Linked DNA regions of Homo sapiens: region 2 is linked to region 1. Evidence: chromatin contacts called from ENCODE Hi-C or POLR2A ChIA-PET data. All regions are on one chromosome and are shown on one strand. The core of a region is the stretch at or near the end of the contact, and the rest is flanking DNA. Distances in the headings are between cores, read along the strand shown. Region 1 overlaps LOC105373893 (a long non-coding RNA gene). Region 2 overlaps LOC105373893 (a long non-coding RNA gene).

Region 1 (4,403 bases), core at 1,054-3,553:
GGCATGAGCCACCGTGCCCGGCCTTCTACCCTTTTCTCACACCTGAAACCACAAACAGTATTGCACCATCACAATGAATGGTGGTTGCTTTTTGAAACACATCAGTCCTTCACTAGACTGAAAAATTCTGCAGAGCAGGGATAATGCCTTTCTTTCAGTGTGCGTGTGTGTGTGTCTGTGTAATTACTACCTATAGACCCAAACTGACTCCAAATATGCAAAGTAATCTTCAGATTTACACAAGAAATTCTTTAGGTAGCATTATGCATCAAGAAGATGGTTCTCCAACCTCTCCCCAGTATATAAATAGGGCCTTGCTTTTCAAACTTTGGCATGCAAACAAATCCTCTGAAGGTCTTGTCAAAATGTAGATTCTTTTTCAGAAGGTGTGGGGTAGGGCCAGACTTTCTCATTCCTAAGAAGCTGCTTACTACTTTGAGTAGCAAAATATTGGGTATGTGTCACCAGTCCTCTTCAGGAAGATGTCAGGTCAGAACATATAAGAACATTCTCATAAATCTTTGACTTGTTAGGTGGTGAAGATGTATTTTTAAGGGCTGATCTCGATTAGATTAACTTAATATAACTTGAGGTGCACAGAGCTGTTATTTTCTTAATCAATTAATGAGCGTTGAACCAATGAATGTTGACACACTTCCCAAGTGATCAATGCATGATGTTACAAAGTCATGCATAAGTGAAAGATCCAAATGTAAATTTATTGGTATAGTTTTGGATTATTCATTGTAACTAGATATTAAGAAACCACCACTTGCAGAGTTTTGATGTTGCATCACAGACTGTGCATGCAGTCTGCAGTGTTGCATCCACAATTAATTGAAAAGGCTAGTAAAGTACTTTTCCCTTTTCACACAAAACATCTGGATGAGGCTGGATTTTCTTCATATATGTTAATGAAATTGATACATCACAACTGATCGCATGCAGAAGCAGATATAAGAATCCAGCAGATACTATTAAGGTAGACAATAAAGAGGTTTGAAAAAAATGTACAACAATGCCACTCTTCTTAATAAATGATTTATTTATTTTTGGAATTTTTGGAAATTTTACACTCTCACTGCCCACAGTATTCTTTTTGTACAGTATGTGTAAAAATCTAGTGTAAAATTATTTTTGGAATTATTTATTTAGTTTTGGAAAGTATAGTTATTTTTCATAAAAAGATGTCCTATAAACATAATGGACTTATCTTTCTTTAAATGAGCTTGTTTATATTTATACATAAAAGTTTTTACAGTTTTAAATTCAAATATGGTAAATATTGACATATATAATCTACATAAACAAATACTCTATGGGATCCTCAATAATTTTAAGAGTATAAATTGATCCTGAGACTAAAACTTTTGAGAGCTACTACTTAAGAGCAATTCATGTCTTCAGTTTCTATCCCAATTCTGCCATACAAATATCTGAAGTTGCTTGAGCATTAACTAAATTCCAGGTGCTTAATTGTTGCTAACCCTGGGAGGGAGGTATAATTATTACTCTCATTTACAGTCAAGGAAATTGAGGTTTACGGAGGTTTAAAAACTTGCCCAACATCTCATAGCTAGGAAGTAGTAACGATTTGAACTTAGGTGCCTGACTCCAGAAGTCCCACTCTTAACAACCTTACAACCCAGCTCAGCTGAAAAGAAAGATTTAAAAAGGAAAAGAATAGAAGGTTTTTTTTTTTAAACTATACTACACTCTTCTTAGATAGCAGTGATGTCATAGGTTTATTAAAAAAAATACTTTTGTTGTTGTTTTGGTTATACTCCTATAACTGCTCCTGTAAGGAGGACCACTTTAGTTCATCTCTGTGAGCTGAATGACTTCTCCACTCCTGGCTGCAGCCTGGGAGACAAAGTCCCAGACGTGCCTTTGTCCTTAGACCACAGGGACAGATTGGCTTTTTTCCCTGATTGCCCAGCAGCTTTTCTCTCTGGCCCTTTTTTTCAGCACAGTTTCTGTGTCTCTTCCAAATGTGTATTTCCCACTTCTCCAGTGGATGCTTGGCTCTCAGCCCGCAGCTGAGCCTGAATAAGCACGTGGGGCACAGGGACCCCATCAAGTACACACGTGGCAACAAAGCCACCCACTGGGCTCCTGATAGGGTGAATCGCACAGCTCAGGGACTTTCTCAGGAGATGTTCTCTTCTGGTCCTTCCAGAGCCATAGTCATGCCCATGTGGGCTCAGGAAACAGGAGCCCTCTGGGTCATGTGATAATTGGTGATCACCTTGTCATCACTAGCTCATGATGTAAAGATGAAGTCTAGAGATGCCTTGACTGGAGGGTTTCAGTTTGTGTAATAGCAAGTGGCATTTCAAGGCACACCATTTGGAAAATTCTCCCATGATATAAACACTGTAAATATTTATTTAAGCTCCCCCAACCTCCCACTGCCATTTCAGAAGCAAATTATTCAAGAGGCTAGATTTTTACACATAGTGTACATAAAGAATACTGTGGGCAGTGAGAGTGTAAACATCCCAGCCATGCAATCTAACTCTTAGTAGAAATTACTTTCCTTGGGACCTAGATGGCATTTCAGATTAGAAATGGTGATTTATGGTGCTTAACCAATTTGCCCAAAGGCATACAGTTAGTAAATGACTTTGGAATCAGATAGAACTTGGATTAAATTCCATTCTTGTTAGTTATCTGTGCAGTTTCTGCATGTTGCTTAATGTTGCTGAGTCTTGATTTCTTTCTTTCTTTTTGTTTCTGAGACAGAGTCTCACTGTGTTGCCAGGCTGGAGTGCAGTGGAATGATCTCGGCTCACTGCAACCTCCACCTCCTGGTTCAAGCAATTCTTCCACCTCAGCCTCCCGAGTAGCTGGGACTACAGGCATATGCCACCATGCCCAGCTAATTTTTGTATTTTTAGTAGAGATGGGGTTTCACCACGTTGGCCAGGATGGTCTCGATCTCTTGACCTCGTGATCCACCAGCCTCGGCCCCCTAAAGGGCTAGGATTACAGGCATGAGCCACCACGCCAAGCGTTGATTTCTTTATCTATAAAATAGAGATCGAAATGCTGTGATGATTAAATAAAATAAGGAATATCAAGTTCTGAGCACAGTCTGGTGCATAACATGTGCTCGATAAATTTTCCATGATGATCATTGTCCTGTTATCTATTTTATTATTTTACAACTCTTATCTGTTCTCATGATGATTCCTCCACCTACTGGGACCATGAACAGTAAGCTGTCTGTGTTCAGTCAATACCTAGCTCAATGCTTAGTATTTGGGGTCCTTAATAACTATTTGAATGAATGAACAAAAGAATGAACAAATGATAAGATTATGACAAGAGATTTTTATTGATAAGTGAATTTCTAAATGGAAATGCTGGGAAATCTTGTTGAAATTATCTGAGGCTCAGAAATGACTGGTAGTGTGAACAGCGAGGAACTAGGTGAAAGAATGTCTTTGGGTGGGAAGAAATCCAGAACGCAGAGCCTCTGGCTCACTCATGTGGGCATCCATGTACAAGTGTTTCTGTCTCTGACTGATGACAAACCTTTCCTGGAGGGCTATTAAAATGCTTCTATTCTTAGGTAACTTTTGAACTAGGTATTTTGCAGGGAAATGGGAAGTTTCTTTGACCTTTGAAAATCTGCCCCTAATTCAGTTTCTCTGGTTAGGAAATGATTCCTCTGGATTAACTAGTATTTAGGGTAGTATAACTACAGTTAAAAAACAAAGACCCAAATGTGCATTTCTTGCTCTTTAACCACATTGGGAGGGAAAATATGTATTAATACATGGGATGGCTATCTTCCATTAAATAATTCAGGGAATTCAGGTTAAGAGAGGTTTGCCAGATCACCTGGGGATTATCTCCCAGTCAGCTGAATGGGGAAAGGAACATGAGCTGCATGGAAGGTTTCTTAACAGCAGCACTTATCACTCTTGTCTATATTTTATTGGCCAGAACTCAGTCACATGACCACACCAGACTGCAAGGGGATCTGGGAAATGTCATGTCCGGTTGGCACTTTCTAGTAACAATGTGCAATATATGAAGAGGAACATAAATATTTTGTGAACCATGAACTGTCTTTGCCATACTTTCAAGGAGACCTCTGGGAAGGATGATTTACTGTAAATTAGTTTGTCCCTGCCAGAGAAAGGAGATCTTTAACAGGAAGGTTTTATCCTAGAAAAGGTTGGGGTAAAAGGTTCAGGGACATCAAAGCTGAGCAGTGCAGTCCAGCTGCGGGAAAGAGAGCTGGGACAAGCCTATGTCCTACGGTCCTGGACTCCTCAATGTGAGAAGTAGTGCTTCAGGACAGGACAGGAGAAATACAAGATAGAGACATAAAGTCATCTAATTCACACTTTGCCAAGGATAAGAAATGGCTGCCCTCCAAGGAGCAAAAT
Region 2 (4,579 bases), core at 336-2,835, 54 kb after region 1:
AATCATTTACCTCTCTGAACTTGGCTCTTTTCTGTAAAATGAAAACAGAAACGGAGGTCATAGATATGGCATAGAAGTTTGGTGAGGCCCAGTTGTGTTAACATTTGTGAAAGAATTTGTAAACATTAAAGTTTAAAGTTTATTTGTTATGCATATATAAACATTATTATTCTTATATGTGATTAAAACTGTAGCCAAGCACTCTAAAAGTTTTCCTCCTACCCAAGAGATATCAAAATGGAATGCTGTGTTTTATTACAACTGGCTAAAACAACTAAAGAACTTTGAATGTGAGTGACTCCCTTACATCAGTCCTTACTGAAAACTTTCTTTACCTACACACAATAGGACGTGTTGGAACACTCATGGACACTGCACAGCTCTATTGGCTCGTTCCACACTGTGCAGAGAGCAAGTTTGACATAACCACTATCAACTCATTTGTGAATACAGGTTGAATATCCCAAATGTAAAAATGAAAAACTAAAATGCTCAAAAATCCAAAATGTTTTGAGCACTAACATCATGCTCAAGGGATATGCTCATTGGAACATTTAGGATTTTAGATTTTTGGATTTAGGTTGCTCAATCAGCAAGTCTAATGCAAATATTCCAAAATCTAAAAGGATCCAAAATCTGAAACACTTCTGATTGCAAGCATTTTGGATATAGAATAGTCAACCTTAAAATTCCCAACTTTTACCTTTAACCTAGTTCAGTACATTTCTTCATTGGAATATATTCTCTTGCCTGGCAACCAAATAAACTTGTACATTCTTTTTTTAAAAATGTATTTATTGGCCAGGCTCAGTGGCTCATGCCTATAATCCCAGCACTTTGGGAGGCTGAGGTGGGCAGATCACTTGAGGTCAGGAGTTTGAGACCAGCCTGGCCAGCATGGTGAAAACCCGTCTCTACTAAAGAAACACAAAAAATTAGCTGGGCATGGTGATGCGTGCCTATAATCCCAGCTACTCGGGAGGCTGAGGCAGGAGAATTGCTTGAACTCAGGAGGCGGAGCTTGCGTGAGCTGAGATCGCGCCACTGCATTCCAGCCTGGGCAACAGAGCGAGACTCTGTCACAGACACACACACACAGACACACACACACACAGACACACACACAAAGTATTTATTATTGCTGGGAGCGGTGGCTCACGCCTGTAATCCCAGCACTTTGGGAGGCCGAGGTGGGTGGATCATGAGGTCAGGAGATTGAGACCATCCTGGCTAACACGGTGAAACCCCATCTCTACTAAAAATACAAAAAAAATAGCCAGGTGTGGTGGCGTGCGCCTGTAGTCCCAGCTACTCGGGAGGCTGAGGCAGGAGAATGGTGGGAACCCGGGAGGCAGAGCTTGTGGTGAGCCGAGATTGAGCCACTGCACTCCAGCCTGGGTGACAGAGCGAGACTCTGTCTCAAAAAAAAAAAAAAAAGTATTTATTATTATTATTTAAGTCCAGTGAACTTTATTATTTGACAGCATTATCTGCTGTCCCAACCTCACCTCTTCCTGTATTAGTCATGAGTTTTCTTCTTGCTCCATCTAATTAAGTGTTGGGAACACATCTACCAACCTCAAGTCCCACCTCCTCCATGATTCTTCTCTGATTCATGTCCAGAGATTTCTCCCTTTGCTGAATTTCTTTCATGGTAAAGAACATTTGCCGTCTTTTGGCCTCCCTTCTTGCATTCCTCCCTCCTGATAGCACCTCAGTGCCTTTGGGGGAATTACTCAGTGGGTGGAGTTGCAGAGAAATGATAAACCCAGAGGCTCTGCCCTCCTACGTGAGAGGCTGAGAAATCCATACAGTTCTTTTCCATTAGATCCTTCCTATTATTGCCCCAGTATGGTCAAAGGGACCAGCCCACTGGACTCTTTCTACTGAGACTTTGAATCTTGAGTAGAATCTTGGAAGACACGAAGAACTGTTAATTCATTTTGAGGCTTCATGCCTCTTCAGCCTTCTTTTCTATCCCATGATACTCCATGTGCTTACACTAAGTTTCTTTTCTACTTCAGTCACTGTTTCATGCAACAAACATAACCCTAAATGATGCATTATTTATTTCATTTAATTAAACCTGCCATCTAATGCTACACATTAAAATTTAAGCATTTCCTGAGTACTTGTCTTGTCAGCTAGATTCTTTAACTAGATTATTGTATTAGCCTATTATCCTATGAGTCAACTAGATTCTTTGCTCCATGAGGTCAGAAACCATATCTTATTTTTCTCTGGATGCCTCTCCCTGTCAGTGTCCTAGGATGCATTTTATTACAAATAGCTAAAACACTTAAGAACTATAAACCTGAGTGACTCCCTGACACCACTCCTTACTGAACCTAACTGAAAATTTTCTTTACCTACAAACAATAGGATATGTTGGAACACCTACATACAGTGCACGGATCTATCAGCTTATTCCACACTGTCCAAAGAGCTAAGACTCTATGAACTTTTGTTGATTAGTAGATAATAGACAGCTGGAGCTTCTTAATACCAGACTTACGCACCTAACCTTTTGGGGAAATGTGCTCCAAAGGTCTGTGGCAAGGACTCTGGATCCACTGTTGCATGTTTGAGCGCCTCTGGACAAGTCTTTAGAACTTTTCCTTTAATTTGCCTTTGCTTCCTTCAAGGGGAAAATGAGATGAATAAATGACCTCCATCAGCTAACCACACAGGAGTGGTTTGATGCATAATCCAATGTGCCAAACACGGCTGTGCTTTGAGCTTCTTAGAAGTATCTACTATATAAATACTATATGGGTATAACCAGAAAGATTTAGTTTTGAAAATAAAATGTACCCTTCCTGCTCCTCATAACCCTTTGTTAAGGCATGTGCCTATTAATCTTCCCCAGGGATATGTATATTTCAATAGGAAGAGTGAAGCTGGAGTTTGGCACATCCCTATTTCTTCTCTCCCTCTTCCTTTCTGTTTTGCACACTGCATCTGCCATCACAACGCACTGACACATTACATGGTTAGGTCTGTTTATCTACTCAAGATATCTTTATTGGACACCTACTCTGTGAGGTGCTGGAACAGGCTCTGAGAACATGACGTATAAAAATACTGTGCTTGGGCTGGGCGCGGTGGCTCACACCTGTAATCTCAGCACTTTGGGAGGCCAAGGAGGGTGGGTCATCTGAGGTCAGGAGTTTGAGACCAGCCAGGCCAACATGGTGAAACCCTGTCTTTACTAAAAATACAAAAACTTAGCTGGGAGTGGTGATGTATGCCTGTAATTCCAATTACTCAGGAGGCTGAGGCGGGAGAATTGCTTGAACCTGGGAGGCAGAGTTTGCAGTGAGCCGAGACCACACCACTGCCCTCTAGCCTGGGCGAAAGAGTGAGAGAGACTGTCTCAAAAAACAAAAAACAAAAACAAATAAAAAAAACTGTCCTTTGTCACTAGGTAAGACAGAGATGCATGCATCCCTTCATTCATTTGTTCAACAAATATTTATGGAGTTGACTATGTGCCAGACACTCTTCTGGGTTCCAGGATATGGTAGTGAATAATGCAAACTCCCCTTTGAATTCTCTAGGACACATGCTACAATAGAGGCACATGCAAGTTTCAGTGAGAATGATCTCCCAAGGGAGGCCTCCTGGGACTGAGTCTCAAGGGCATACATGGCAGGAATTAATAGAACGGAAGAGGACACAGATGAACTTGTGTGGAGTTCCATATCATTATAGAAGAGCACAGAAATGTGAAGATGGAACAGATCAAGGACCAGGAGCCAGTGGCAGAAGGGATTCCTTATTTTATGAATATAAAACCAGTCCCTGATAACATGAAAAAAAAAATTTAACTGTTTGAAGCTTCCTCCTCCAAATTCGACCCACCGATGATGGGTCTGAAAAATTTTACCTGCTTGGTTTGCAAGAGGCATTTGATGTTTATTATTCAATCTTTCTATGGAGCAACCATTGCAGGATTGGAACTTCTTTGCATTAAAAGCAGCAGTTGCATAGCATGGTATTCCTGAATTTCTCTCATAGGTAGAGGATGTTTTTATTATTTTAAGATGCAAGCCAAGTATTATCAGAAGGCATAGGCACTTGGGAGTTACCAAAATTTCAGATGATTCACAAGCTGGCAGTGACAGACGGTGACATCTTGATTTAACACTCCCCTGGTGAAGAGGGAAACAGCAATTTTTAAAACTGCATCCATGACTGTGTTTGGGTCACTTTTGAACCATTTGTATGTAATTCAGGATTTACTGGATTTTTTTGAACATTCAAATGTAATTCCAGGCTTAACAAGTTGCTCTGCAAACTATCAAATATTTATATTGTTTTTTTCCAAATGTATTTATTATTTACTGTACAGTCTATGAAATATTTACACTGATTTTTAAAGAAAAGATATACATTATTTACATTGCCTTGAAATTTCTCCTGATGCAGGTAAAATGACACAGCACAGAAGGCTGAAAGACTCCCAGGGATGCCTCTCAGGTTTGTCAGTAAACGCACGGAGGCTCTGTCCCTCAGGAAAACACCTGACAGTGGAGTTATGTAATTAAAACAAGGTGGGGATCACCCAGGTTTCCTT

Evidence for each region. A loop is a pair of places that touch in the nucleus more often than their neighbours do. ChIA-PET counts read pairs that join two places held with the same protein, here RNA polymerase II (POLR2A). Pooled maps may share reads with other maps.
Region 2: a map of mammary epithelial cell shows a loop between it and region 1 (6-fold over the local background). The contact joins two enhancer-like sites. A Hi-C loop is called at or near these places in 6 of 168 maps with a recorded cell type or tissue (Calu3, IMR-90, PC-3 and 3 more) and 2 of 50 pooled maps. POLR2A ChIA-PET finds 5 or more read pairs at or near these places in 5 of 52 experiments (A549, AG04450, MCF 10A and 2 more).

Annotation. Positions count from the first base shown.
Region 1 is chr2:220,222,773-220,227,175 of GRCh38, forward strand. The region is part of intron 2 of LOC105373893 (a long non-coding RNA gene); the gene reads left to right. Among named protein-coding and RNA genes, the nearest start is that of MIR4268, 320 kb to the left of the region's middle. Within about 2 kb of position 2,304, at least 3 of the 41 ENCODE cell types and tissues checked have a DNase peak (open chromatin) inside an H3K27ac peak, as active enhancers do; they include PC-3 and mammary epithelial cell, where a contact is called at or near this core.
Region 2 is chr2:220,277,871-220,282,449 of GRCh38, forward strand. All of the region lies in intron 2 of LOC105373893 (a long non-coding RNA gene), which reads left to right. Among named protein-coding and RNA genes, the nearest start is that of MIR4268, 370 kb to the left of the region's middle. Within about 2 kb of position 1,586, at least 4 of the 41 ENCODE cell types and tissues checked have a DNase peak (open chromatin) inside an H3K27ac peak, as active enhancers do; they include PC-3 and mammary epithelial cell, where a contact is called at or near this core.